2 separate regions of the Homo sapiens genome follow, and region 2 is linked to region 1. A link is an interaction called in ENCODE POLR2A ChIA-PET data of the cell type or tissue named here. Cell type or tissue: OCI-LY7. All regions are shown on one strand. Links, peaks and the distances in the headings refer to the core of each region. The heading gives the core; the rest is flanking DNA. Region 1 overlaps FSTL4 (follistatin like 4). Region 2 overlaps FSTL4 (follistatin like 4).

Evidence for each region. Peaks named below come from ENCODE experiments on the same cell type or tissue, not always from the same donor. Only the 100,000 strongest peaks of a DNase experiment are listed, where the experiment ranks them.
Region 2: POLR2A ChIA-PET joins it to region 1 with 17 read pairs; 5 of 35 experiments call an interaction of 5 or more read pairs at or near these places.

The regions. Positions count from the first base shown.
Region 1 is chr5:133,243,627-133,258,869 of GRCh38, reverse strand. FSTL4 (follistatin like 4) reads left to right here. Exons shown (of 16, transcript NM_015082.2): 7 at 9,294-9,460. FSTL4-AS1 (FSTL4 antisense RNA 1) reads right to left here and starts at 2,425. Exons shown (of 2, transcript XR_007058939.1): 1 at 2,352-2,425. RefSeq lists enhancers at 12,182-13,381, 14,542-15,063. In OCI-LY7, for the core only: a CTCF peak has its summit at 3,828; a DNase peak (open chromatin) is centred at 8,109.
Region 2 is chr5:133,182,363-133,197,605 of GRCh38, reverse strand. FSTL4 (follistatin like 4) reads left to right here. Exons shown (of 16, transcript NM_015082.2): 16 at 1-1,151. Among named protein-coding and RNA genes, the nearest start is that of CTB-49A3.2, 18 kb to the left of the region's middle. RefSeq lists an enhancer at 1,308-1,809. In OCI-LY7, for the core only: a CTCF peak has its summit at 6,155 (motif pointing right); no DNase peak of the experiment used is centred there.

The sequences.
Region 1 (15,243 bases), core at 3,634-11,633:
AAAGACTGTTTCCCATTTCCTTATGACTTCTTCAGTGGAAATACGTTAACTGGTATTTCTTTCCCTTCTGAGGGGGTGTGTTATGTAATTAACACCAGCTGCTATAGAAATCCCAAAATCTCAGTAGTGTAGTATAGTAAAGGCTGGTTTCCCATCCTCATCAAGTCCGATGGGGTCAGGCAGCTCTCCCTAAACAGTGACTAGACCATGTTCTTCACTCTCATCAAATGCATGACCTCCAAAGACGAGGAGAGGAGAGCATGGATGATGACTGTGTTATCCTCCAGAAAAATAAAACCAACAGAAGATGTATATGTCTTCTACGGAACCAATAAAACATTGGCTTCTGTTGAAGCCAGTGTTTCAGTTTCAGTCTGAAAGCAGGAAAAAGACCAATGTCACAGCTCAGCAGTGAGACAGGAGGGTTTCCCTCTTACCCAGGCTCATTTTTTCTATCTAGGTCTTCAACGAATTGGATGAGGCCTGCCCTCATTGGGGAGGGCAATCTTCTCTACTCAGTCTACTGATTCAAATGTCAATCTCATCCAGAAACACCCTCACAGACACACCCAGGATAATGCTCGAACAAATATCTGGGTGCCTTGTGGCCCAGTCAAGGTAACACATAAAACTAACCAAGACAATGACACAGAGGTTGTGTGGCCAGGCTTGGTCACCTCCTATCACCTACCATGTCAAACCCAATGACATGGCCCCATTCTGGCTCCAAGAGAGGCCACGAAATAGTCATAATGAGTGCACAGGAATTGGAAGATGAGCTGGCATTTGGAAACACACAGCATGGCCCCCTCTTGCTAGTTAGGTAAAAACTGTTTGCTCTTCTCCACTGACTTGCTCAGGAGATTCTGGATCCAACCTTAGAGATCTGTATGAATTTTTGTAAATTCTGAGTAGCTCTGTATAATTACATAAGGTAATACATTCTTTTCCCCCTTAAGACACCAAAGTAATAGGCAGTTAGGATACTCTCCTTTTGCAAATATCTTGAGCAGAGGTATGCCCATCATCTTTGGGTGTAGACTCAGTAGGGTGGGAGAGACCCATAGAGTGGCCAAGCTGACCAAGGCTACCCCACACACAGGAACCAGCGGAGGTGGAAGAGCTGGTATGCAGCACTGTGACAGCCATGCTCCTGCTGACCAGGAGGCCCTGTGCTCTCCACCTCAGCAAGGACCCTTTGCTCCTTCTGATGGATGCCTCTCCTGCCTGCCACACTGTGGCACCCCATGATACCCAGAATGGTGATCTCACAGCCCCTGGGCACTGAGTTCTGCTCTAACTTCCTGTTCGTCTGCACACAGCAGTCACATTGAGGTTTAGTTTTCTCAAAACTAAAAAGGTGTATTGGCCAGAGGAGGCTAAATGGAACCCCAGAGCCTAGAGGGATGCCCAGGTAACCCTGCCCCTGCACAGGCCGGCCCCTCCTGCAAACAAGGAGGATACTACATCAGACTAGGATGTCTCGATAGCAGGACACAGGTCTGCCAGGCACACAGGGAGGGCTCTACCAAGAAAGAGGGCAACCAGGCTTTACAGGAGTCACGGGCCCTTAACCTGGGGTCTGTAGACAGGTTCAGGCCTCTGCTCTCCCTCCCCACTTAACACTTGTCTTCTCTGCTAAGCCATGAGCTCCAGGTTAGCAAGCACTGGGCCTGTTTTTCTTGCCAGTATATTCCCACTGTATCCTGGCTCCTGGTACCAGCTCCATAAATAATTGTTGACTGAGCACTAGCCTAATAGTTCACTTGCTTAAAACTGCTTATTAAGTCCCTTCTGCGTGGTAGGCATTGTATTAGGTGCTGGGGATACAACATAAATAAAACAGATATAGTCTCTGCCTTTATGCAGCTTACAAAGGTGTTTGTTCACACCAGAGAGCAGAACTTGATAACTAAACTGTAATAAAAGTTGAAGCAACATCAAGCAACATAGGCCAGTTGAAAAAGTAAATTACCCACTGACCCGCAGGTAATTAACTAGTAATTTTATTGCCATCCCCAAAATGAAGCAAGCAAGAGGGAATGACAATGGCAGGAAGATTGAATCTGGTTACACGTAAGGAAACAGGAGATTTGGGACAGATGCAAGTGCTCTCTTGTGTGGCTTTGGAGCAAGTCTGGCTAATACAGAGCCACCTGTGCAGGCTGGATGCACCCTGGTGCTCTAAACAGGAATGTCAAGATGAAAGGCTTTAAGACATCCTGTCCCCAGCCTCCCATCCACAAACATTCAGCAGTTATTTGAAAGGATCCCAGAGTGACAATCTCTGGTAGACGGAACAGAGGAGACAAAAAGCACACCATCCCTCCCACCCGCCTTGCCCGGCTCACCAGGATACGCCAAAGCAGCTTCACTCTGTAAACACCAGCCAAAGTCACAAGGTCCGGGAGATGTTGCCCTGTTTGTTCAGGAGACACTGGGCATGCGCACTCCCCCTTGGCTCCTCCCCTACTCGCCAACTTCACAGTGTGACTCTGGTCACAGGGATGGGACCAGATCAATAGACTTTGTCACTCCAATGCCCCAGCTTCTTTGGTGGCACCTAGGTCACCTGAGGGGTTTGTTTCAGGAAAGCACATTAATTTAGAAGGAGAATAATGTGGGAAGAGGCCGCAGTTAGAGAGATGTGTCTAAGCGCCTGGCCTGTGCTCTCTCCAAATTGCCCTCATTCCCAAGCAGGCCCCTGAGCCTGAGTTTGCCCTCCGAGGCTCAGTCAAAAATATTGATGTGCAGGCAGGTTACTGAGCTTTTGACAGGGTTTTTTTCACCAATGGCATCATTTGAAAAATGGCAAATATCCAAGTAGGAATGTGTTCCATTAGTGTGTTTCTGACATAAGAAAACTAACACCAGCTTGACAAGAATTTGAGAAATTTAATTTCTATCACTACAAAGCACCAGAATCCTGTTTGAGAGGGTGCTGATGGGTTTATGAGTGTCTTATCGAGTTCAAGTCAGTGTGAGAAATAGCGCCTGAGATTAAGGGAAACCTGTAATAGGAACTAAAACCCAGTTCTCCAACAACTGAAATGTTATGGCCTCCTGCTTTCAGGAAGGGTGTTTGTTAGCCTGCTTATGGTAAGCCCATTAATTCCCTGTGACTGCCTCTTCTCTCCAAGCTCCAAGACTCAGGGAGAAAGGTGAGGACGGGTGTTTGTGGCATCTCATGTCTGGAAAACCAAGGGTATGCTACTGCACTGGTTTGAAGGGCCTAGAGAGATAGGTCATGGCCTTGAGCCCACCTACTGTGTGCCATGCCTTGTGCTAGGCACCAGAGTGCCAGACAGCCCTGCCCAGAATCCCACTGTGGGACACGCAGCCTAGCTAGTGGTCCAGGAAGCTCTGTCTTGTGCCAACCAACCCACACTGACTTGGGCCATCACTGCAGTGTGACCCATTTGTTTTCATCCCAGGGGGATATCATGGGAAGCCCTGAGCTTTGAGAACCCCCCAACTCCCTTGCCCTCCTCAGATTCCCTACTTGCAGAGCAGCTCTCCAATGTCAGTTCTCATAGCAGGGCGTCAGTCCCTCTGTGGGCACAGACTTCTGCCCAGTAGTGCCAGACAAGCTCCCTGATGGGCTGCTCTGACCCCCAACCCAGCCCTCTCTTTCCAAAGACACCAGCCTCAGTGTGTAGACACATTCTCACCCCAGACACAGCGTCTGGCTGAGCCCTCTCTCACTGACCCCTGATCACACTCTGAGTGCTGGGCATATCACGTTTGGTCGTCCAGGGACCTTGGAAACCTTCCCACATAGTGGCTAATGAGCCCACAGATGGTCAGTCAACACAGGGGCATTGGAGCCACAGCCAGGAGCCAGAAGGACCACTCGTTGCCCCCTAGAGGGCTGCATGTGGCATCTTCATCTTCCTCTCATGTGGCCTGGCTCCCCACCAGAGCAGAGACCAGGCCTGGGGCTTAACTGGTCCACAGCCCTGCAGATGTGGCCAGCGCAGGTGAGGTTCAGGAGATGTGTGATCACTGAACACAGAAGGCCATCTCCACAAATTCCAGACCCTCGCCATCAGGATGTGAGGCTCAACAGGATGATGGGGTTTGCTTAGTTGGGCCACATCTCCTCCCTGTGAAAGCTGCCCCCATCACTCTCCAGAGAAGGCGCAGGGTGGAGGCAAGACTGTAGTAGCCTAAATCAGGTTTCAGTTCTGACGATTCTTACCGTCTTCACTGTATGACTGCGGCTATCTGCCCTGATCACGCACGATGCCCAGGCTTCCCGATGCAGTTGTGATGCAGATAGGGGGAAGGGAGGGGGCCCTCTCTGCATCCCTATGATGGTCATAGGGTGTCAATCTGCCCAATATACCCTTTCCATTAGCCATTTTACCCCAGCCCAAACACCTAGTCCCTGCCCCTGGAGGTGGCCACACGGCCCAGGCCTGATGGGCCAATCAGTCCCACACCTGCACAATACTCAGTCCTCTTGCCCTCAGTGTTTGCTTCAGGGAAGAACACAGGAGCTGTATGTGGCCAATCAGAGCTCCCCCATGCTTTTTCCAGGGCTCTCAGGCAAGATTTGTTCCCTTCCTCTGGGATCCCACATACAGAAACAATGTGAGTGTGGGGCCACCAATGGACATCTTGCAACCAAGTAGAGAATGCCACTGTCGAAGGCCCTGGATGCCTGCAACCTCTTCCACCTCCCTTAGATTTCCCATTGTGGGAACTAAACCACCTTTTTCCCCCTAAGCTATTAATAGTTGAGCATTTCTGAGTGTTTCTGTTACTAAGCCTGAAAAAGTTCTGATAAATTCACCAGGACAGTCTCTTTCAATCTTCTTCACCTAATATCTGTCCAAGTGTTTCTTTACATTAAAACTTCAGGGTCCCAGAAACATCCCATGAGGTCATCTTGGAGGTAGGGGCCAATAGTGTGAGGAGCTCAGAATGGATGAGCAGCAGGTGCCAAGCAGGCCCACGCTGAGGTCTGAAGACACAAATGCCATGGGGAGCCAGCTGGCACAGTGGTAAATAATGTTGGAGACACAGCAGGGTCAAGACTGGGGACTCTTCTGGATTCTATGTGGTGATCTGTGGGTAATAGGGAGCCATTGACAGCTGTTGAGCAGGGCTGAGATGTACCTTGTTCTGCCAGTGGCAACAAGACAGTTGCAGGCAGCAGGGGCAAACTGGAGGGGTGACCATGAAGGAGGCTATAGGGGGCCTGGGATGGGGCAGGGGAGTCCTCAAAGGGTATCGGGAGGGAAGCCTTAGTGGGACTTGGCACCCATTGGTGCTGCCACTTGAGGCGTCACTTTTACCATCATGGGTAAGTGGGCAAAGAACAGGGGCAGATGACACTTAGGGGCAAGAAAAGATGCAGTGGGAGCACTTGCAAGACTCAGGGGGTCTCCAGGGGCATGAACATAGAATAATCGGCTCCGAGTCAAAAGCGAGGGGGGCCCAAGCCCTCATTGTATCCATGTCTAAACTGAGGCCCAGTGACAGGAAGGGAGCTGCCAAGGCCACTGAGCTTGTCAGCAGCAGAGCCAGGCCTGGGGGCCAGGTGGCCTGCCCTGCTCACTCGGGGCCTAGCACATGATGCTGTCTCATTTTTTACTCTCCCTGGAAGTCACCCTGGGAAGCCACTTAGTCCTACTCTTTCCATTTAGCAAGGAAGGAGGACCCGCCAGGGGGAGGCTTGTTGACCAGGAAATAACGGGGAGTGAGGGTGGAAGGAGAGGGCTCAGTAGCCATAAATCCCTTCAGAACTGTGAAAGGAGCTGGGGAATATTGACACAAATTAAATCCAATAAAACATTCATTTAATTAAATTTTAAGTGATCCAAATATTTGCTGTTTGGTTAATATTCATGTAGCTGACAGGAGCAGAACTACGATGGTTCTATCAGTATTCACACATTCTAATTTTGCACGAGTTTTTCCTGCGCAAAGTGCACATCTTCTACATGCAAATGGCTGGGAATAACTCAGGGAGGATGCAGCAGCCAGTTATCCCAGCCAGCAGAGGACCGGAGGGACACAGAAGACTTCCGTCTCCCACTTGGATTTTTGTTTCCTATTAGCCCCATGTTTGAGGCTCCTGCAGACCTTTCTCTAGAGCCGCTTGGAATATATGACTTTGGGGCCACATGGAGGAAGGGATCCTACCTTTCACATCAGTCCTATGTTCCAAATGAGGGGCCATGCTCCTAGCCTTGTATCTAGAGCCCCAGGAAACCCCAGCCTACCAGACCTGCCTCGTCTCCCTGTCTCCCACCTGCATTCCCCCTCTCTATGTACCCAGAGCCCTTCTCATCTTGTAACACAGTGGTTCTCAGGCCATCATAGAACCCCTTGGGATGCTTGTTAAAATCTGGATGTCCACCCAGCCCACTTGTTAAAATCTGGATGTCCATCCAGCCCACCAGAGCATCTGCATCAGCCTGAGGCAGAGGGGCAAGAATCTGTGTTTTAATTACCCACCCCCAGAGATATGATACAGGTGGCTGGGGAGCCGCACCTGAGAAGCGGATCTCTAGGGCCCAGGGGAAGCCCTGCTGCTGCCTCCAAGAGCCCCTCCCCGATGGCCCAATTGGTCTTTTCCTTCTAGTCTGACCACAGATCAGACGTGCAGGGAAAATCTGATTCCTTTTGTAACTAACCTGACTTTACAAGCCTCACCCCAATGGGAGAAAAGCACAACTAAATGCTCAATCCATTGTAAAGATTAGCACGAGCTGACGATTTTAACAGTCCACGTAAGTAGTGCTCTGTCTAAAAACTGCTCTGTGTCTCTAGCTTCCACCCCACGTCCCAGCTGCTCTCCCCGGCTGGCTTCTGAGTGTCCAGGGAAGCAGCGTGGTGGTGCACTGCGGCCTCACTTCCCACGGCAAGGGACTCTGAGTTGCCCTGTCTGAGGTCACTTGAAGCTGAGCTCAGCCCTGGGTGTGCTCATGATCTGGGCTCACAGTCTGGTGTACTCGCGGGTCAGGATATTCCCCCAAGCAAGGCCTCCCACAGCCACCACTGGCCTCCATGCCCCTTGAGGCCAGGAGCACTTCCCTTTGGACCTTGGTCTGGCAGCCCAAGGCAGTTCTCAGGTCCAGATATTATGTTGCTGAACACCAGGGGTTCGGTCTAGGTCTGGTTGTTCACCTCACAGAAAGTCCATCACTGAGTGGATGGAATATTGCCAGGGAAGAAAGGCTTTAATCTCAATGACATCAGCCTGGAAATGGGAGACCGGTTGCAAATCCATCTCTCTGACTAAAGTTCGGGGTTTAGATAGCAGGGAATTAGGGAGGGGTAAGACAGGAGATGGTCAATAGGCAGCAGGTGTGTCTCATTGTCCGGATGCAGTGATCTAGGAGGCCTGGTGTTTGGTTTCCTGTTAAAAGAACTCAGATGAAACAAATTTAAGTTTCTCAAGCTTCAGTTATCTGGGAAAATTGGGCCTGTTTCCATACCAGGAGCCAAGGTGGTTCTGGCTCTCTGCCCAGACACATGCGGTTGCCCCAGGTGGCAGGAGCAGCGGCACAAAGCCTCGTGGCCCAGGGGAGCCTCGTGGTCATCTGATGAGGAAAGGATGCCTCCTCTACTCTTGGGGAGAATGCTGAGGTCTGAGTCCTACAGACCCGCAGAGTACGGTGGGAGCTAAACCATTTTAGCAAATTCTCATTCTCTCTCTTTCCCCTCTCCAAAGGCCGGGTCATGCTACAGAGTTAGTGCCTTCTCTCTCCTGCCCTGGGCAATAAGCCTCATGACTCGGAGATGGGAGGGTAGTGAGCAGAACTTGATTTAAGGGGGAACTTGAAATGCATCACTTTATTGTTGGTAAAATATTATGCCAGTTGCGTCTGCATCCATCACTGGGTGCTCATCTTTCCTTGAGGGTTCCTTCACCGTTAGTCACATTTTTCCTGTGTGTGATTGTCCCCTCCCCACCGGCCTATTGGCTCTTTTACTTCTTTATTTCATTTTCTCCATTTCTCATCCATCCATCCAACAGCACTGATGAAGCACCTAGCGTAGCTTGTTCATCTTTGTGAGCCCAGGGCGGAGCCACTCAGCATCTGTGGAAGAAGGAGGGCTTTGCTGCTCAGGGTCTGACCTCAGGACCCTGTTTCAATTCAGCTGCTCTGCTGTGCCTTGCACCTGCGGCTGTTTTCGCTCCCTCTTCCCCTCTCCCACACACACGGGCAAGAGGGTGTGAGCACAGATGTGCTGCCTGCGGGGCTGCTGCTGCCTGGTCACAGCTCACAAGCGTCCCGCAGAATAGCAGAGCTCAGCTCCCAACTCTGCTTCGTTCCAGTTCAGGGGGATACATCTGTTGGGGTCCCCCAGGTCCCAATAGAGTCGTAAGCATGAATAGGGAATAGACAAAATAGTACCCACTGCACCGAGAGCCAGCCTGCTTCCCTCAGCTCATGCCACCTCTGGCTATTGCCCCAGCCTCCCTGAGTGCACAGATTTGGGGGAAGAGCAAAAGGGAGCCAGTCCCATCAGTGGGCCGCTGACTGTCCCCCAAAGCCTGATCCCATTTGGTCATTTGAGCAGCCTGAGTTTGATTAATTTTTTCATAAATCCTGAGAATTTCAAAAAGCTTGTGATTGCAGAGAACTATCTTAGATTCTTCCCATTTGCCTGAAGAATGATCAGTCCTAATGCCAGTTATCAAGTTCAAAATGGCAAGGATTAATAGTTTCTGCAGCCTGAAGTATTCTTCAAAAAATTAAAAGCTACAGTGCATTTTCATAGGACAGAAATCCAAATCCAAGTTCAGCGAATCCTTAGACAGAAACAAACCTTCAAAGATCAGCCAGTTCATTCCCCAGACTTCAGACAGCGCAACCTTTAAAACTGACCCCAGATGGATGAGAAACTTGTTAGCTCACTCAGCAGACCTTGTCTGCACTTAGCAAGGCCCAGACTCCAATAGGCCAGGGGAGCTGTGAGCAGGGCGCTGCACCCCTGCCCCCCGGTCTCTCTGTGGTGGGCCCCCTGGCCTTCGCAGCCCACATTCTTGGCTTGACACAAATCTATGGCCCAGATTGTCCTCAGCACATTACTTATGGTTTTTGACCTGTTTGGACTCACATAGCCTTTTGGGCATTTGACCTAAGTCTTGGCTCCTCGCCCAGCAAAAGTGTCTATCTCTACATTTAGTCAGCACATTGTAAACAATTTTCAGGGAGTCGTGAAGCCCTTCTGGGCCTCTTCCACCCAGGAAATTCATGGCTATTCACCTTGAGTTGAGACTCCAATCCCTGGGCCTGCACCTGACCGTGCCTCCTCCTTTCCCTCTGCAGAAGTGGTTCAGCTCAGCCTCGCCCCCGAGGACAGGGTCAGTGTGACCACAGTGACCGTGGGGCTGAGCACAGTGCTGACCTGCGCCGTCCATGGAGACCTGAGGCCACCAATCATCTGGAAGCGCAACGGGCTCACCCTGAACTTCCTGGACTTGGAAGACATCAATGTAAGTCACCTGGAATTCACTCTGAGCTCAAGCGCACCTCCCTGGGAGAGTACACTGGGTAAGATGCCACAGACAGTGGCAGGACGGGAGAGTTTTAGTTTAACATCCTGTGTTTGGTGCTTTTCTAGCCTGTTGTCAGCTTGGCAGTATCAGAAAATCCAAGTCCCACCACAGCAGAAAATAGATGAATGGTGGCCATGCTATGTCCGGCTAAGGAAGAGAAGAGAGATGCGATGGGTGGGACAGGAGGCCTCTGAACGGGGCTGCATTAGCAAAGGCCTGGAGGTGACCCTGAGAACAGACTGTGTGGGCCTGCTCACAGGGCTCAGAGAGATGGACCACAGGCCAGCAGAGAGAGCAGCAGGCTCCACAGCTGAGAGAACAGTGGGCTGGGGGACCTTAGGAGGAGGTTCTGGGCCCTAGTGCTGGGTAGGCTGTAGACAGCTGTGTGCAGGGAAGGGGTGGTCCCTGTGGAGGGCAGAGGTGAGCCACTGGGCTGGGTTGGCTGGAAGACAAATGCCAGGTGCCAGATGAGAAGGTAGAGGGAAACCAGGTCAGGCCAGAGGGGACCCACCTTGGGGACGTTCATTGCTGGGTAAGGGAATGAGGGTGTGATGAGTTAAGTGGTGCTGTGTGGAAGAAGAAAGCAACTGAGCTCATGCAGCCTAGTGTGGCCATCAGGGGGTACGTCTGTGCCCTGAGGAACCAGGCAGCCTCCGTTGGGGTCCCAGCATCACCCACGTCAGCTTTGTGACTTTGAGTAATTTCTTAACCTGCCGATCCTCAATGAATTAATCTATAAGAAAAACGTTAGCAATACTTCCCTTCTATTAGACTTAAAGAAGTGGCATAATTCAAGGATATTTATTGGTCCAGGTTTGGCACAAGAGGTGATGTGGCTTCCCAGAAGTTCATGTGAGAAGACAGAGTGATGTCACCCATGTAGTGAGCTGCCAGGACAGCTGACGGGTCTTAGGTTACAGTAACTGGAATATAATTTTCATGCAGAAGAGAGGGCAGCCTTAGCCTTGTTGGCTCAGGACAGGACAGCTGGTCCACAGTGGGATGCTTGCCCAGAAAAGAAAGACCCATGGGATGAATGGTCAGTTCCTGCTAACATCTCGAAGGTGGTGGGGTAGGGGCTGGGGCAAAGGGAGCTGACCTGGGCTGTGTGACCCCCTGAGTTGGACTAGCACAAGGTGCACCTCAAAAGGAGATCAATTTGGGCTCCTTAGATGGAACCCCATTCCAGCCATCAAACCTGCCCCACCATGGAGACAGAGCCGCCACAGGAGGCGCTGAGCTCCTTATCCCAAGGGGCATATGCAAGCTCAGGCAGGGACTGTGGTCAGCAATGCTGCTAGCCACAAGAGGGCAGCTAAACCCAGTGACCTTGGAGGTCCCTTCCAACTCTGAGACTTGTGGGGAGAGAGACCCAGCATGAAATGCTGCAGGAACCACCAAAGTTAGTCCTCTCCTACTCTCTAGGCCCCTTCAGCTACACCCTGGGGGTCATGGGGGAAGCAGATGGAAAGAGGGGGCCACTCTGGAGGTTCTACCCTGGGCAGAGCTGCCAAGGAGTGCCCTTCCCCTAGCCTTGTCACACTGGACAGGATTGTTTTCTTGTGATTTCCCACCATGGTGAACATAGCCAGTATCCTATACAATTTTGAATGTCAATGCAGCACAATCCTGGTGGGTGCTTGCTGGACAGATGCTGGATGGGCAGAACCCTTCATTTTCTGGGCCTGCGATGGCCAGGGCTTGTCTGAGAACTTAGCAAGAAAGAGCAGTGTCCTATCTGTAAAGACTGGACTGTGTTGGGGTGCATGTTTGTGAGTGTGATGTCCTCTACTGTACCTGCTCACAAGGTGCAGTGCCAGCTTTTAAACATGTTTGGCCAGGAAAGATTGATCAGTACTGGGACAGCTCCACCTGTGTCTGTGGGAGCATTTCATGTGCATTACTTGGCGCTCCACTGAAAGACATCAGAAATAAAAGCAGAGGCAAAACTCCACTTAATGTACTTGCCATCAGTTAATTAAATTACTTTGAGTGGTCTTCCTCTCCCTCAAACATGCCTCCAGCACCAACTCAATTGCATTTCTACTTTTCACAATAAGGTTAGCAATTTGGGTAATTGTGGGTGCAACCAGAGATGAATGGCCCCTCATTATCTCCCAGGAAACACTTGCTGCTCGTGGTTGAGTCAGTAGCCCGCAAATAGGCAGGGCCCAGTGCTTCTCAGAACCCCCTACACGAGGGAGCAGGGCAGCACCAGCCCCGCAGGGGTCCAAGCCCGATGTGTACAAACACACAAAACACACGCACACCTCCCCTACCTGAGGGAAGGAGGCGGCACAGCTTCCTAGGGAAGGGCATGAGCCTGGGGTCTGCCACTTACTAACTAGAACCTTGGAAAGTTACTAGTCTAGTAACCTTGACTGCTCTAAGCTCCAGTTTTCCCTTCTGTGAAATGGGGATAAATAATGGTACCAGCCTCATAGGGTTCCAGTAAGGACTAAATGACAATATGCATGTAAGGCTCTTCACGTATGGTGTTCTATAAATGCTATTATCACTGTCATCATTACTATTGTTACTATCATTAATATTATTATTGTATTATTATTCCTGCTGCTGCTAAATAATATTCTCAGCAGCTTGCAGCCTGAGTCCCCACCAAGCAGCCAGCAACAGCTGGGTGAGGCTCCCTAGTCAGGCAGATAGGACCTTGGCATGCCCCCCGCTGCTCGCAGTGGGGACGGAGGTCTCACTGTCCACGTCAGCCTTGACTCACGCAGGGAGGGAGGCACTGCTTCTCTGCCTCCAGCAAATCCAGAGCAGCTTCGGGTGAGCTGTTGGACTTCTCTGAGCCTGTGGAGAAAAAGCATGATGTGCTCCTTACATGGGCATTTTCAGGCTGAAGTGTACCAAGGACCCAGCTCAGTGCCTGGCACACAAGAGGTGCTCATAAGCAGTAGGCCCACTTGGGACGGTGTGGAAAGCAAACCTTAGAAGAAATCAGGCTGAAGGGGGCTAAAGCCAGGTCATCGGGATTCACTTGCATTTTTGAAGCAAGAATTAGGGGAGAACAGCCCAGGAGTGCAACACTGATGCAGCAAAGATTCTGGGGTTGATGAGGCTCCCAGAGTCCCTCAGCCTGAGGTGTCTCAGTGGCCACGTTCACCCCACGGCAGTGGGAGATGAAATACGATCACCGGCATTGTAATCAGTGGTGACTCCCAAACACGGCTGCACGGGGGCAAGCTGATCGGCCTTCAAAACCCAAGGCGGGGAGATCACAGAGCACGAAGGAGCGTGGGCCTCCTTTCTTTGTCGTTTGTATGAGACATCTTGATTGGCAACAAAATATTAACCACTTTTTCACTACTCTCTTAATGAGAAGCTTTCGTGAGCAACAAAATATTAATTTGTCTTATCTGTTAAGAATTCTATTAATGAATTCAGTCACAGAGCTATTACAGAATGCCATTCTAATGACACATGTAATTAAACTTTTCTGACTTGCAAACATCAAGCATGCCCTGAGCATCAGAATAATATTTGATCAGAAAGTAAATGTACCCCTCTCGCCTGGAGCCAAGTAAGAAGGAGCCAGTCAGATTTTGCAGCGAGTAATGTTGCTCTCAGAAGCACTTATGAGTCACCCAATCGTGTGTGGCCCATCCAGGTGGCGTACATGGGGAGTCATCATTTGGGTTGACTCACTTGCTAAGTGCCTGAGAGTCACAAGCTCCGTACCAGAGTAGAGAACAAAGACACTGTCCGCAGCCTCCAGGGAGGCGAAGTAACCACTAACAACTGTTCTGGGGGCAAGAGAAAGGAGCCCTTCTGACTGGGGCTTCAGGAGACAGGAATAAGCGAGTGAGAAAGAAGTGTATAGGGACAGACTGGGGCTAGAACATAAAGGTCCTTGAATATTAACATTAAGAGTCTTAGCAATTGCCCTGTGGGCAGTGGGGAAGCGCAGATGTTTGATGGGGGAGTGACAGGGTCAGATGTGTGTGCTGCAAGAGTCTGGAGCGCCTTTTCCAGCCTAAGATTAAACATGCATCCAAGAGGGAGTTCACATAACAGAGGGTCCAGAAGTGAGGGGAGCCTTGTTGATGTTTTCTGAGTCTTCCTCCTCTCTAACTTCCCCAATGGCACATCTGGAGTGCAGCAGTGCCCCAGGGTCTCCCTGGCTTCCACCCAAGGCTCCCCTGATGGGGCAGTGGTTCAGTTCATGATGTCTTCACTTTGCCTTTTTTTTTTTTTTTTTTTTAGGCAGTAGGGTCTCTCTCTGTCACCCAGACTGGAGCACAGTGGCATGATCTTGGCTCACTGCAGCCTCGACCTCCAGAGCTCAAGCGATCCTCCCATCACAGCCTCCAGAGTAGCTGGGACCACAGGCATGCACCACCATGCCTGGCTAATTTTTTTATTTTTTTGTAGAGAGGGGTGTTGCTATGTTGCCCAGGCTGGCCTCAAACTCCTGAGCTCAAGTGATCCTCCTGCCTCGACCTCCCAAAGTGCTGGGACTACAGGTGTGAGCCACCGTACCTGGCCTTTGCCTTCTTAAGGTTGTCAGGAAGTTCAGCCTGGGCCTGGACCTGGTATGTCTCCTAAGGACACCTGAGCCACTGCCTTGCAGGAGGCTTTAGCCTTACCCAGCCCAGCTTGTAAGAGGGAAAACAAATCCACCACTGAGCAGAGGCTAGAATTATGGACGAATGGTGTAAGGCCCCCAAAGACAGGTGCACCCCAGCAGATCAGCAGCCCAGGGCACATGCTGCAGCCCCTCCTGGCAGTGGGTCTCTGGATTATGACGCCGCCTTCTGTTTGTTTGATGAGAAATCAGTAGTGTCTGCTCACGTTCATGTTCCCCAGAGCTAACAAAGTGCAGCCTGTAATTTGTTTACTTCCTGGCTGACTGTGGGTTTCGTTACTGAAGCAGCTGTGTGTCTGGATGTGCTTCTGACCTGGCCCTGTGTCCCCACTCACCTCAGTCCTTGAGGAGGCACAGCCCACTGCCCCCACCTCAGAAGCTAAGCAGAGGCGTGGCCACCAGCAGCACCCTGTGCTCGGCATGACCTGGGCCTGGGCCAGGCGGCCCCCAGGAGTGTGCCTGTGCTTGTGTCTGGTAGAAGGGGAGACTTTGCCCCCAGCCCCTGCTGTGGGGCCCCCACAAGGGGCCATTCCCTGGTGAGATTCCCCTGTAGCCCCTGTCTCCTGGGGACTCAGGTCCAGGCTTTGGGGGCTGGGGTGAGACCCATCTCAGAAGCAGATCCACACATTCCCTCCCTACTCTGGCCCCCATTCTAGGTATTGGGGTTGGGAAGGATGGGGTGCTGCCTCACTTTCTGCAGAAACAGAACATGCAAACCCATTCTGGGCCTCAGCCCTCTGCTTCTCTGACCACCCAGCCTGCACAGCGGCCACTCGGAGGGTGAAGTGACTGTCCCCAAACCTAGTCGGCACATCCTGCCTCAACAATGTCACCCACCCTTCATCTCATAACTGTCTTCCTCACTGTCCTTTATGATCCTGAGGGCCAGGAGACAGGAACGGGCAGAAACAGGGACAGGGCATCTCAAAAGTCACAGGTAATGGCTGTTGGGTTGAACCATCACAAGTGTTGTTGCCAGTGTTGTTACCATTCATACACGGTGCAGGCTCCGTGCCGGTTGTGAGGTCATAAGCATCAGCTCATCCCATACCCCTGCCCCATGAGGCACGTGGGGTTAACTCATTCAGATGAGTGGAGAACTTGCCCATGG
Region 2 (15,243 bases), core at 4,503-12,502, 62 kb after region 1:
TTTCAAGGAGAGGAAACCCTAGACTCTGTGTCACTCTCAACACACACAGCTCCTTTCACTCCTGCCTGACTGCCAAGCCACCTGCATCCCCCGCCCCAGATCTCATGAGATCAATCACTTGTATGTCTCACGCAACTTGGTCCACCAAACGCCTGTCCCCTGTAACTCCTAGGGGTGCGCCTAGACAGGTACGTCTGTTTTTTATTTTAAAAGATATGCTATGTAGATATAAGTTGAGGAAGCTCACCTCAAAAGCCTAGAATGCAGTTTCACAGTAGCTGGGATGCATGGATGACCCATCTCACCCCTTTTTTTTTCCTGCCTCAATATCTTGATATGTTATGTTTACTCCCAATCTCCCATTTTTACCACTAAAATTCTCCAACTTTCATAAACTTTTTTTTGGAAAAATTTCCATTGTATCAGCCCCTGACAGAAAAAGGATCTCTGAGCCTAAAGGAGGAAAAGTCCCACCAACTACCAGACCAGAACACGAGCCCCTCTGGGCAGCAGGATTCCTAAGTCAAAGACCAGTTTGACCCAAACTGGCCTTTTAAAATAATCAGGAGTGACAGAGTCAACTTCTGCAGCACCTGCTTCTCCCCCACTGTCCCTTCCATCTTGGAATGTGTCTAAAAAAGCATAGCTGCCCTTTGCTGTCCTCAGAGTGCATTTCCTGGAGACGGCAGGCTTAGGTCTCACTGACAGCATGCCAGACACAACTGAATCGAAGCAGGCCTGAAGCCTAGGTCAGGGTTTCAGGAGTCCAGCCCCAGGAGGCAAAGTCACCAATGCAGGGAGGTAAATGCCTTTTGGCAGGAAAACCAATAGAGTTGGTTGGGTGGGGAGTCAGGGGTGGGAGGAGAAGGAGGAAGAGGAGGAAGGCCAGACTGGCCTGCCCTTTCTCCCATACTTCACCCCAGCAGAGGTTCATGGGACACAGTTGGAAAGCCACTGGGAGGAAATGCCTCACTACAGGGGGGCCTCCTGTAGCAAGCCCAGCCGGTAATCCTCCTAATGAACCCACAAGGTCAATTCACAACTGATATCTTAGCTATTAAAGAAGTACTGACTTTACCAAAAGAATCATCAAGAAAGCTATTTATATAAACCCCCTCAGTCATTTTGAAATAAAATTAATTTTACAAAAATTCGATAGTTTTTTTTTTCCCAAAATGACAAAAAATCTGCACCTGTGGTGACAGGAAGGCTTTGAAATAGAGGCCCTCATTCTTCTGCTCCAGTGGGCAGAACCTTGCATAAAGGCTCCGGGTCCAAAAGCCCACCCAGGCAGCCCCAGACGGATGGCAGGAAGGGGGACTGTCAGCTTCGGGACGATGGCACGACCTGCCTGCATGAGGAGGGTTGATGGGCATTGCACCCACGGCCAAAGCTATCATCCCAGCCTCACCAACACTGACCCAGCCCACCCTGCCTGGGGCTGGCCCAGGCTTATTTCTTCAGTCTCCAAGTCATTCGAGTGTCCTACTTTTCCCCAAGCTCCAGGAAGAAGCTAGAAGAGCCCTGTAAATCCTGGCTGGAGCCAACTACTAATACCAAACTTCAGGTACTTTGACCTAGAGATAGCATCACCAGAGACAGAAACTCAACCCCTACAATTCCCACCCCCAACCCAGACATCTCCCCATCTCCATCTGTCCAGACAAGGCTCCCCATTCCAGGTAGGCACTGGAAGCCGGCTTTCAACCCCAAATAAAGGAGAGAACGGCCTGCTGCCATAGAGATTGCAACCACTGAGTCTTCATTTAGGAAAGCAGCCAGGAGTTGGCTTTGTACGGCCACATCTTGTTTTCTGTCGACCAATAACCTGTGAACTAAAGAAGATTTCAGAACTGAGATGTGAAACAGATTCACTCTGGATATATTTTTCTACAAGGGGCTTAAAAAGTATAGTTGATCATTTATCATGATGTGTTTCATTCCATTATTACAGACAACAAACCGTCTTCACTAGCAAATCCCACAACTCTCTCTCCCACTCTTCAAACCTCCTTTTCAGAAGCAAGCCTCCAGGAGAGTTGACACTACCACTCCCAGCTCCTTCCTATGCATCCACCAATCTACCTCACGCTTGCCCCTGCACCCAGCACCCCCGGAATGCTACTCCCCTCCACCCCCAGCCAGGAGGCCAGGCAGGTAACATAAGATTGAAGCACTGCCACAGAAGTCCTCGACAGCCTCCCCCACCCAGGACCCCAGGTTCCACTCCAAGTACAGCCAGAACCCATAGGGACACAGCCCCTTGCTGCCCAGAATCACACCCTCCAAACCCTCGCTTGCAGACCTTTGGAGTTAGATGACCAAGACTGGAGAGAGCTGGCTGGAAACCATCAGGGAAGTCAGGTGTCGTCCAGCAGGAATAGCGAGACCACGACATCTCAGCCAAGCATCATCTCTCAGAGGACCCAAGCCCCGCAGCCTCCCTCCGACTCCCTTTTTATTCTCCCCTCTTTCCTGTTCCATTCCTGTGTCTCAGGCCCCCTGCTCATGAGCCATTCCACAACAGCTCCTACCATTCAAGGAGCAACTGACCTGACCGCTACACGAGCCCCTACCCCGTGGTCTTTGCCCGTGCCGCTTTCCTGCTTTGGGGTACAAGCCAGAAGTCCTTCATAGGCCAGATACTACTATGTCCTCCCAAACTGGCATGTAGGCAAAGAAATTTTGTTCAAGAAAGTCACTAGCTGCCTTGGTTTCTCTCCAAAATTATAGAGATCATAAAACAGAGATGCTTAAAAATTCAAGGGAAAAAAAAAAATACAGTGCCTATCTTCAGAGTGTGACTACAAGACCCCAGGTAGCCAGTGGAATGCAATCCACTCCCTGCTTTTATCTATACCAGGTTACCTGCTAAGTCACATGAGGATTTGAGCATCTTATTTGGGTCTGCATGCTTTAGGCAGCAGCCATGCAGCAGACCCTGGGACACCAACAAGCATTGTCCTGTGCATCCACATCCTCCTTTGGAGCTGTGGGCAGCAAGTGGGGAAGCCTAATTTAACTAAATAACAACGTATGAAATTATGGAGAATACAAGAGTGGGGATTATCCTCCAAAATTCATAGCGAGGCTTCTTTAGCCAGCACCAGAGTATTTAGCATGCACTTTAAAAAAAACACACACAATTCATGCACGCTTCTTTCCAAGCTCATCTTTACATATATGGAACCAGCCCTTGCTCATGTGGCCCCAGAGAACATGGGCCATGCCCTAGAGGGCTTTCGAGGGCTCAGCCAGCACTCCACAAAGCAATAACCATTGACTTACCCCTACACCAAGCTTGGCGACATGTGCTCGGCCAGATCAGAGATTGCTGCCCTTCAGAGGCACCCTCTTCAGGATCAGAGCTTTGTTTCTGAGTAAGAGCAACCAGTATTGGCTGGGTTGTGAGGCCCAAGAGCTCTAACTTGAGAAAATGCCCCAAATCTAAACCTTTATCCACTGCCCAGCATGACATCTGCCATAGGTTGAAGCGTTGTGGGTCCTGTGCTACTTGGGACAGGTGAGAGAAACAGGTTTGCAAGCCGCATACCACAGACCCACAGTTCCCGACTCCCTCCCTGCCTGGCTCCCGCGGCTGGCCGGCCCCCTCATCCTTCCTAGCCTGGCCCTGTGGCTTCCTACCTTTCCCTTGCTTCTCATGCTTCCCAAAGGCTGTGTGAGATTATCTCAAAGCAGAACTGGGCATGGAGTTTTGCTGGCGTGGTCACACACACCATTTCATGCTGTAGTGCAGCTGAGTGACCCTCAAGATGTGAAGCCACACACATCATTTGTCCTATTCGAGTCTCATGCTTCCCCACCTCAGAAAACTCTCGGATCTCTCATGTCAAGGCAGATTACATTATTTTGAACCATTGTCTAGCCTCCAAAATATATTTTCTGTAATCACCTGTATTTCTCAAAAGGCTTCCTGTAATTATTATACATGTGAATTTTTCCTTATTTATAAAATATATATAAATTATTTTTAATACATCAACTTTAGTAGAAATTTGTACCAACACAGTAACTGTATGTGGCATTTGAAATAAGTTTGTGTTTACTTTGACCTATTACACAGTATTGAACACATGGTGTATTTACAGTACCACTTGGTATAACCATGACTCCAAATTATCATAAACTATTGTCATTGTAAATGCTCTTTTTCTGAGGATTTTACAATAAAACTTGAGAAAAGTCACCTTTTTCTGGTGCCAGTCTGTTTGCAGTTGTTAAAGTGAGAACTGATTAAGGCAAAACCACTCTGCGTCCTTCTCCCACCTTTCCATCGCAATTGCAGGTTCCTGCTCATCACAGTGCGATAGTCGTGCTCTGGCCCAGTCCAAAGAGTGGCTCGACAAAGGCAGGCATCTGGACCCAGAAGTCTCTCTTCTCCATGTGGAAGTTTCAGCTCCCAAAATGCACAACCACATCCGGTTCAAAAGTGCCCACCATCTGCCCTGGCAGGCACTAAAAATTCACTATAGCTCCAGACATTAATCCATTACCCCGCCCACTCTTGGCTCTCACTGGGGCAGACCTTCTAACTGAGACATAGAAAGTGGGAAGTGCCCAGTAATCACCAGGCTACTAACGGGGAGCCAGCACTGTGCCGGGTATGACCCACAGAGGGCTGAACAAAGGAGACACAGCACCTGCCTTCAGTGAGCTTAAAGACGGCTATGCTATGACAGTATTAGGCAGGGCCCCTAGGGTGCGTGTGTATATATGAAGAAAGAGACAGAAAGAGAGATCTATTTTAAGGAATTGGCTCATGTGACTATGGAGGCCGGTAAGGCCAAAATCGGCCTGGTAGGCAGCAGCTGGAGACCCAGAGAAGAGTTGCAGTTTGAGTCCAGAGGCCGCCTGCTGGCAGAATCCCCTCCTTAAGGGGAGGCCAGTCTTTTTCTATTATGGCCTTCAACTGATTGAATGGAGCTCACCTACATCACAGAGGGTAATCTGCTTTCCTCCAAGTCTACTGATTTAAGTGGTAATCTGAGCTGGGCGTGGTGGCTCATGACTGTAATCCCAGCATTTTGAGAGGCCAAAGTAGGAGGATCGCTTGAGCCCAGGAGTTTGAGACCAGCCTGGGCAACACAGGTAGACTCCATCTCTACAAAAAAAAAAAAAAAATTAATTAATTAATTAGCCAGACATGGTGGTGGGCACCTGTGGTCCCAGCTACTTGGAAGGCTGAGGTGGGAGGATCCCTTGATCCCAGCAGTTTGAGGCTGCAGTGAGCCATGATCTCACCACTGCATTCCAGCCTGGGTAAGAAAGTGAGACACTGTCTCAAGAAATAAAAACCAAGAAATGAATGTTAATCTCATTTTTAAAATACCTTCACAGAATCATCTAGAGTAGTATTTGACTAGACACCAGAGACCACGGCTGTCTTAGTCTGTTCAGGCTGCTATAACAAAATACCACAGACTTTGTTGCTTATAAACTAATTTATTTCTCATCATTCTGGAGTTTGGGAGGCCCAAGATCAAGACAGCAACAGACTTGGTGTCTGGTGAGAGGCCACTTCCTGGTTCCTAGGCATCCATCTTCTCACTGTGTCCTCACGTGGTGGAAGGGGCAAAGGAGCTTCCAGGAGCCTCTTTCTAAGGGCTCCAATCCCATTCACTCTCATACCCTAATCACCTCGCAAAGGCCCCACCTCCAAGTACCATCACAATGGGGGCTGGTTTTCAAGATATGAATTTGTGGGGAACACAAACATTCAGTCTTTAGCAGTGGCCTGGCCAAGCTGACATAACATTAATCATCACAGTGACATAAACAAGGTACTGCTCCCCATCTCTCCTGGAGGTGTAAACTACTACATGTGCCTAGCCCTGTGATAAGCACTTAATAAGCACCTGTTTTTAAACCTTATAACCACCCAACAAGGTACGTGTTATTATTATCCCCACTTTACAGAAGAGGAAGCTGAGGCTCAGAGCAGCAGAGCCAGAATTCGAATCTATGTCTGTGGTCAGAACGCATACTGTAACTGCTGATCCTGCTGCCCGAGATATCCACCACCATGAAAATGTCTGAACTGCAGCTGCTCCAGCCTCACTTCCCTGCAGACCCCGGGAAGCAAAAGCTACCTATAGCAGGGGCTTTGCTCTAACCTCCATCCCAAGAGAGCCAGCTTCCCAGACCAGTGTGGCAGTCTGGAGAGTAGCCAGCAGATGGTCCCAGAGCTACAATTTTCAGTTAGCTAAGGCTGGATATGCCCAGAGCTAAAATTAATATTGTTTTAAAATCAAATGTATTTATGCAATAAATAGTACATCATATTATCTGCAAGTCTAGGTGAGTATCATCTTTATGTGTAAACTTCCATCCAAAGAAAATTAGTTTATGCTTCCTTAACTCTCACTTATCCAAGGCCACTGGCCATAATCCCCATGTTCAGAGTTCCTCCCCTTGAACCAGAGTCTCCTGCCAAAGTGAAATCCAGTTACCAAGCAGGAGATATTGGTCAGCAGTGACCAGTGGAACTGGGCGGCCCAGGAAGAAGGGATGGGAAGTGACGACCCCCAGGACCCACCCTGTATGCAATGGGGAGGATGCACTCCCAGGTAGAGCAACAACAGGGAGACTTTCAGCATCCCTGGGGCACAAGACAGAGAATGTGACTTATAAACCAGACCCTTGGGGAACCCTAAAAGGAGCCAGGCCCTGTGCTCCCACTGATCAGGCTCTCTGGAACCTGCAGGGCAATCTGAATCAGCATCTCCTGATGCACTGCTAGGTAAGCTCACTCACATTTCTTCAGGATATAAGAAAATGCATGCTGTATATTCTCATTTTATAAAAGAATACTGGAGTGCGGGGGCGGGCGGAGTTGGGGGTGGGTGGCCTGGTGGCTCATGCCTGTAATCCTAGCACTACTTTGGGACGCCAAGGTGGGTGGATCACTTGGGCCCAAGAGTTGGAGACCAGCCTGGGCAACACGACAAAACCCCATCTCAACAAAAAATACAAAAATTAGCTGGGTGTGGTGACACACACCTGTAGTCCCAGCTGAGGTAGGAGGATCACTTGAGCCTAGGAGGTGGAGGTTGCAGTGAACCGAGATCACGCCACTGCACTCCAGCCTGGGTGACAGAGTGAGACCCTGTCTCAAAAAAAAAAAAGTAGAATTCGGGGGTCAGGGGCAAGTGGGAATAGGCCAAAATGTTAAACACCGTGTTGTGGGATTATAAGTGGATCTGGTTTTCCTCTACATGTTTATTTCTATTGTCTAGAACTTCTACAGTAAACTGTTTATATCACTTCTGTGATCAAGATTAAGAGAAATCTGACACTGACACTCACTCGTGAGTGGTACAGGTGCAACACAGACAGCATGGTTCCCTGTCCACCCTTGCTCCCTTTGCAGCAGTCAGGAACAAGGACTCATGTCTTTGGTGAACAGGGGCACCCTGAGGGGAGACTGTTATCTCCCAAGAGTGAGACACGATTACAGAGCCTGTAGATCCTACCTATTCCTTCCTGCGCAAAGGAGGGAAGGAAAACAAAACAGATGAGCCGAAGAAGATGGACTCATTCCTACACCCAGGCAAGAATTCCCCTTGGGCTACCACCAAGTATGTAAGTGCCTCACCAACTTCTACCTCAGAAACAATGGTCAGATTTCCCTTCCTCTTCAGGGGGAAGATTAAATCATTCAGAACAATTTTACCACTAAAAACACTTTTAAAAATTTTTTAAAAATAAAAAATGTTAAAGAACATCATACAGGAGGTGAGGAAAGAATGGAGAAGTGAGCGCCCAGAGACAGGGGCAGGGCAGGGAGCTGCTTCTCTCCCAACAGCGCTTGTCTCTCCACACACACTTGGGCTTTCCTTCCAGTGGCCTCACAGGGAAATGGGGGCAAGAGTTACAGGTGGGCAAAGAGTTCTTACACTTGGCACCAAAAGCATGATCCATAAAAGGAAAATTTGATACACTGGACCTCATCAAAATTTCACATTTTTGCTCTGTAAAAGATCCTGTTAACAGAAAGACAACATTCTAGGAGAAAATATCTGCAAACCACATATCCAACAAAGGCCTAGTATCTAAAATACATGAAGAGCTCACAAAACTTATGGTAAAATAACAAACAATTCAATTGGAAGATAGGCGGAAAAAAAAAAAAAAAGCCAGGTGCAGTGGCTCATACCTATAATCCCAGCACTTTGGAGGCAGAGGTGGGCAGATCACTGGAGGTCAGGAGTTCAAGACCAGCCTGGCCAACATGACAAAACCCCATCTCTACTAAAAATACAAAAATTATCCAGGCATGGTGGCATGCACCTGTAATCCCAGCTACTTGGGAGGCTGAGACAGGAGAATTGCTCGAACCCCGGAGCTGGACGTTGCAGTGAGCTGAGATCGCACCACTGCACTCCAGCCTGGGTGAAAGCACAAGACCCTGTCTCAGAAAAAAAAAAAAAAAAGGAAAAGAAAAGACAATGGGCAAAAAGAATTCTTAAGCAGATATTTCACCAAAGAGGATATATAGATGTTAAATAAGCACATGTAAAGAAATTTAACATTATCAGCCATTAGGGAAATGCACATTAAAAACACAATGAGATATCACTACACACCTATTACAATTGTGAAAATACTACTCTGATAAAATAAATAGTGACAAAAAACACTGCTGAGGCTGCAGAAAAACTGGGTCACTCATGCATGTCAGATGGGAATATAAAAAATGGTACAGACTCTCTGAGAAACGGTTTGGCAATTTTTTTAAAAATCAGCATTTAACTATCATTTGATTCAATAATTGTACTTTTGGGCATTTATCCCACAGAAATACTTACCTTCACACAAAAACCTCTATACAAATGTTCATTGCAGCTTTACTCATATCAGACTAAAATGGGAAACAATCTAGATGTTCTTCAATGGGTGAAGAGTCAAACTGCAGTCTATTCATACCATGGAATATTACTCAGCAATAAAGAGGAATGACTTAGTGATAGACACATCGACCTTGAGTGACTCTCCAGAGAATTAAATTGAGTGAAAAAGCCAATACCAAAATATTGCAAACTGTACATGATTCCATTCCAAGATTACATACTGTATATATGTATATACCATTCCTGAAATGGCAAAATTGTAGAAATGAAGAACAGATTAATGATCATCAGGGATGCAGAAGGGGGATGCAGTGGGAGGGACCTGGGTGTGGCTATAAAAGGATGACATGTGAGATCCTATGGCAACAGAAATGCCCTGTATCTTGACTGTGTCAATGTCAGTATCCTGGCTGTGATCTTGTACTATGGTTTTGCAAGATGTTACTTTTGGAGGAAACTGAGCATAAGTACACAGGATCTTGCTATAGTATTTCTTATAACTGCATGTGAATCTGTAATTATTTCAAAAGAAAAACCAAAAACCTCCAGGGCCAGATGGTGTCACCAGTGAATATTATCAAACATTTAAGGAAGATGTAACACCAGTTTTACACAAACTCTTCCAGAGAATAGAAAGGGATGAAAAAAATCCCCAACTCAGGTTGCAATACTAGAAAATAAGAACAACCCCAGAAAGGGACAATTACAAGCCTATTTTACTCATAATGTAAATACCAATATGCTAAACAAAATATCAGCAAACTAAATCCAGCAATTTAGAAAAAAGGATAGTGCATTATGTGTAAGTTGGATGAATCCCAGAAATGCAAAGTTGATTTAACATTAGAAAAAAAAATTGATGTAATTCACATTATCAGCTTAAAGGAAAAGCATATGAGCATCTCAAGAGATGTAGAAAAAGCATTGAGAAAATCCCAAATTCATTCATATTCATGATTTCCTCTAAGCAAAGTAGAAACAGAAATTGTCTTAATTATTAGAGATGAAGGTCTATAGCAAACATGCTTCACTGAAGTAAAAATATTAAAGTAAAACATTGAGAGTGCCTCCTTTTAGACAGGGAATAAGGCAAGGATCCACTTTGACTTAGCACTGTACACTGTACACTATAGTCCTAGCCAGATCAATAAAGTAAGAAATAGAAACAAAAGGTGTAAGAATTGGAAAGAAACAAGACTATATAATTGTATATGTAAAAAATTCAAATGAGGGGGCTGGGCTAGGTGGCTTATGCCTGTAGTCCCAACAATTTGGCAGGCTAAGGCGTGAGGATTGCTTGAGGCCAGGAGCTCCAGACCAGCCTGGGCAACAAAGCCAGACTCAGTCTTACAAAAAATTTTAAAATTAGCTGGGCATGGTGGCACATGCCTGTAGTCCCAGCTACTTGGAAAACTTGCTTAAGCCCAGCGAGGCTGCAGTGAGCTATAATTGTGCCACTGCATGCCTGGGCGACACAGCAAAACCCTCTCTCTACGAAAAGAAAATTAAAATGAATATACAAGATACATTATTAAAATTAGCAACAGAGTTTAGCAAGGTTGATGATGAAGAATTAATACAACAAACATAATTATATTTTTCCATAACAGCAACAGTTTAAATGCATTTTTAAAAAAAATACCATTATAATAACATTTTTAATAGGAATAAAATCAATAAAGATATATAAGATCTCTCTAAAGAGAATTCTAGAACTTTGAGAGACATTAAAAACATTAAATTGAAAGATATACCATGTTGATTGGAAGATTTAATAATATAACAATGTTAATTTATCCCAAACTGATTTAGAGAATAATTGCAATCCCAATTTTTTTTTTTTTTTTTTTTGAGATGGAGTCTCGCACTGTTGCCCAGGCTGGAGTGTGGTGATGCAATCTCAGCTTACTGCAAGCTCCACTTCCCAGGTTCACACCATTCTCCTGCCTCAGCATCCTGAGTAGCTGGGACTACAGTTGCCCGCCCAATTACAATTTTAAGAAAGGATTTTGGCAAGCTAATTCTAAAATTTATATGGAAGTTTAAAATGTCAAAAATAGTTAAGAAATTCTTGAAGAAAAATGTCTGGGAAGGGCTGGGCACGGTGGCTCACGCCTGTAATCCCAGCACTCTGGGATGCCAAGGCAGGTGGATCACTTGAGCTCAGGAGTTCAAGACCAGCCTGGGCAACAAGGCAAAACCTCATCTCTACCAAAACTACAAAAATTAGCCAAGTGTGGTTGTGTGCACCTGTAGTCCCAGCTACTCAGGAGGCTGAGATGAGAGGATCGCTTGAGTCTGGGAGGCAGAGGTTGCAGTGAGCCAAGATTGTACCACTGCAGTCCAGCCTGGGTAACAGAGTGAGACCCCATCTAAAAAAAAAAAAAAAAAAGAAAGTTTGGGAGGACTTACTCTATCAAATACAAGACTTAATATAAAGTTATAGTAATTAAGACAGTATGTAACTGAGCAACATTAGACAAACAGGTCAATGAAACAATATAGGAATCGATGGGAGGAGCCAAGATGGCCGAATAGGAACAGCTCCGGTCTACAGCTCCCAGCGTGAGCGACGCAGAAGACAGATGATTTCTGCATTTCCATCTGAGCTCTGAAGACAGCAGTGGTTCTCCCAGTACGCAGCTGGAGATCTCAGAACGGGCAGACTGCCTCCTCAAGTGGGTCCCTGACCCCTGACCCCCGAGCAGCCTAACTGGGAGGCACCCCCCAGCAGGGGCACACTGACACCTCACATAGCAGGGTACTCCAACAGACCAGCAGCTGAGGGTCCTGTCTGTTAGAAGGAAAACTAACAAACAGAAAGGATATCCACACCAAAAACCCATCTGTACATCACCATCATCAAAGACCAAAAGTAGATAAAACCACAAAGATGGGGAAAAAACAGAACAGAAAAACTGGAAACTCTAAAAAGCAGAGCGCCTCTCCTCCTCCAAAGGAACGCAGTTCCTCACCAGCAACGGAACAAAGCTGGACGGAAAACGACTTTGACGAGCTGAGAGAAGAAGGCTTCAGACGATCAAATTACTCTGAGCTACGGGAGTACATTCAAACCAAAGGCAAAGAAGTTGAAAACTTCGAAAAAAATTTAGAAGAATGTATAACTAGAATAACCAATACAGAGAAGTGCTTAAAGGAGCTGATGGAGCTGAAAACCAAGGCTCGAGAACTACGTGAAGAATGCAGAAGCCTCAGGAGCCGATGCAATCAACTGGAAGAAAGGGTATCAGCAATGGAAGATGAAATGAATGAAATGAAGCGAGAAGGGAAGTTTAGAGAAAAAAGAATAAAAAGAAATGAGCAAAGCCTCCAAGAAATATGGGACTATGTGAAAAGACCAAATCTACGTCTGATTGGTGTACGTGAAAGTGACGAGGAGAATGGAACCAAGTTGGAAAACACTCTGCAGGATATTATCCAGGAGAACTTCCCCAATCTAGCAAGGCAGGCCAACGTTCAGATTCCGGAAATACAGAGAATGCCACAAAGATACTTCTCGAGAAGAGCAACTCCAAGACACATAATTGTCAGATTCACCAAAGTTGAAATGAAGGAAAAAATGTTAAGGGCAGCCAGAGAGAAAGGTCGGGTTACCCTCAAAGGGAAGCCCATCAGACTAACAGCGGATCTCTCGGCAGAAACCCTACAAGCCAGAAGAGAGTGGGGGCCAATATTCAACATTCTTAAAGAAAAGAATTTTCAACCCAGAATTTCATATCCAGCCAAACTAAGCTTCATAAGTGAAGGAGAAATAAAATACTTTACAGACAAGCAAATGCTGAGAGATTTTGTCACCACCAGGCCTCCCCTAAAAGAGCTCCTGAAGGAAGCGCTAAACATGGAAAGGAACAACCGGTACCAGCCGCTGCAAAATCATGCCAAAATGTAAAGACCATCAAGACTAGGAAGAAACTGCATCAACTAACGAGCAAAATAGCCAGCTAACATCATCATGACAGGATCAAATTCACACATAACAATATTTACTTTAAATGTAAATGGACTAAATGCTCCAATTAAAAGACACAGACTGGCAAATTGGATAAAGAGTCAAGACCCATCAGTGTGCTGTATTCAGGAAACCCATCTCACGTGCAGAGACACACATAGGCTCAAAATAAAAGGATGGAGGAAGATCTACCAAGCAAATGGAAAACAAAAAAAGGCAGCGGTTGCAATCCTAGTCTCTGATAAAACAGACTTTAAACCAACAAAGATCAAAAGAGACAAAGAAGGCCATTACATGATGGTAAAGGGATCAATTCAATAAGAAGAGCTAACTATCCTAAATATATATGCACCCAATACAGGAGCACCCAGATTCATAAAGCAAGTCCTGAGTGACCTACAAAGAGACTTAGACTCCCACACATTAATAATGGGAGACTTTAACACCCCACTGTCAACATTAGACAGATCAACGAGACAGAAAGTCAACAAGGATACCCAGGAATTGAACTCAGCTCTGCACCAAGCAGACCTAATAGACATCTGCAGAACTCTCCACCCCAAATCAACAGAATATACATTCTTTCAGCACCACACCACACCCATTCCAAAATTGACCACATACTTGGAAGTAAAGCTCTCCTCAGCAAATGTAAAAGAACAGAAATTATAACAAACTATCTCTCAGACCACAGTGCAATCAAACTAGAACTCAGGATTAAGAATCTCACTCAAAACCGCTCAACTACATGGAAACTGAACAACCTGCTCCTGAATGACTACTGGGTACATAACGAAATGAAGGCAGAAATAAAGATGTTCTTTGAAACCAACGAGAACAAAGACACAACATACCAGAATCTCTGGGACACATTTAAAGCAGTGTGTAGAGGGAAATTTATAGCACTAAATGCCCACAAGAGAAAGCAGGAAAGATCCAAAATTGACACCCTAACATCACAATCAAAAGAACTAGAAAAGCAAGAGCAAACACATTGAAAAGCTAGCAGAAGGCAAGAAATAACTAAAATCAGAGCAGAACTGAAGGAAATAGAGACACAAAAAACCCTTCAAAAAATTAATGAATCCAGGAGCTGGTTTGTTGAAAGGATCAACAAAATAGATAGACCGCTAGCAAGACTAATAAAGAAAAAAAGAGAGAAGAATCAAAAAGACGCAATAAAAAATGATAAAGGGCATATCACCACTGATCCCACAGAAATACAAACTACCATCAGAGAATACTACAAACACCTCTACACAAATAAACTACAAAATCTAGAAGAAATGGATAAATTCCTCGACACATACACTCTCCCAAGACTAAACCAGGAAGAAGTTGAATCTCTGAATAGACCAATAACAGGATCTGAAATTGTGGCAATAATCAATAGCTTACCAACAAAAAAGAGTCCAGGACCAGATGGATTCACAGCTGAATTCTACCAGAGGTACAAGGAGGAACTGGTACCATTCCTTCTGAAACTATTCCAATCAATAGAAAAAGAGGGAATCCTCCCTAACTCATTTTATGAGGCCAGCATCATTCTGATACTAAAGCCTGGCAGAGACACAACCAAAAAAGAGAATTTTAGACCAATATCCTTGATGAACATTGATGCAAAAATCCTCAATAAAATACTGGCAAAACGAATCCAGCAGCACATCAAAAAGCTTATCCACCATGATCAAGTGGGCTTCATCCCTGGGATGCAAGGCTGGTTCAATATACACAAGTCAATAAATGTAATCCAGCATATAAACAGAACCAAAGACAAAAACCACATGATTATCTCAATAGATGCAGAAAGGGCCTTTGACAAAATTCAACAACGCTTCATGCTAAAAACTCTCAATAAATTAGGTATTGATGGGACGTATTTCAAAATAATAAGAGCTATCTATGACAAACCCACAGCCAATATCATACTGAATGGGCAAAAACTGGAAGCATTCCCTTTGACAACTGGCACAAGACAGGGATGCCCTCTCTCACCACTCCTATTCAACATAGTGTTGGAAGTTCTGGCCAGGGCAATTAGGCAGGAGAAGGAAATAAAGGGTATTCAATTAGGAAAAGAGGAAGTCAAATTGTCCCTCTTTGCAGATGACATGATTGTATAGCTAGAAAACCCCATTGTCTCAGCCCAAAATCTCGTTAAGCTGATAAGCAACTTCAGCAAAGTCTCAGGATACAAAATCAATGTGCAAAAATCACAAGCATTCTTATACACCAACAACAGACAAACAGAGAGCCAAATCATGAGTGAACTCCCATTCACAATTGCTTCAAGGAGAATAAAATACCTAGGAATCCAACTTACAAGGGATGTGAAGGACCTCTTCAAGGAGAACTACAAACCACTGCTCAAGGAAATAAAAGAGGATACAAACAAATGGAAGA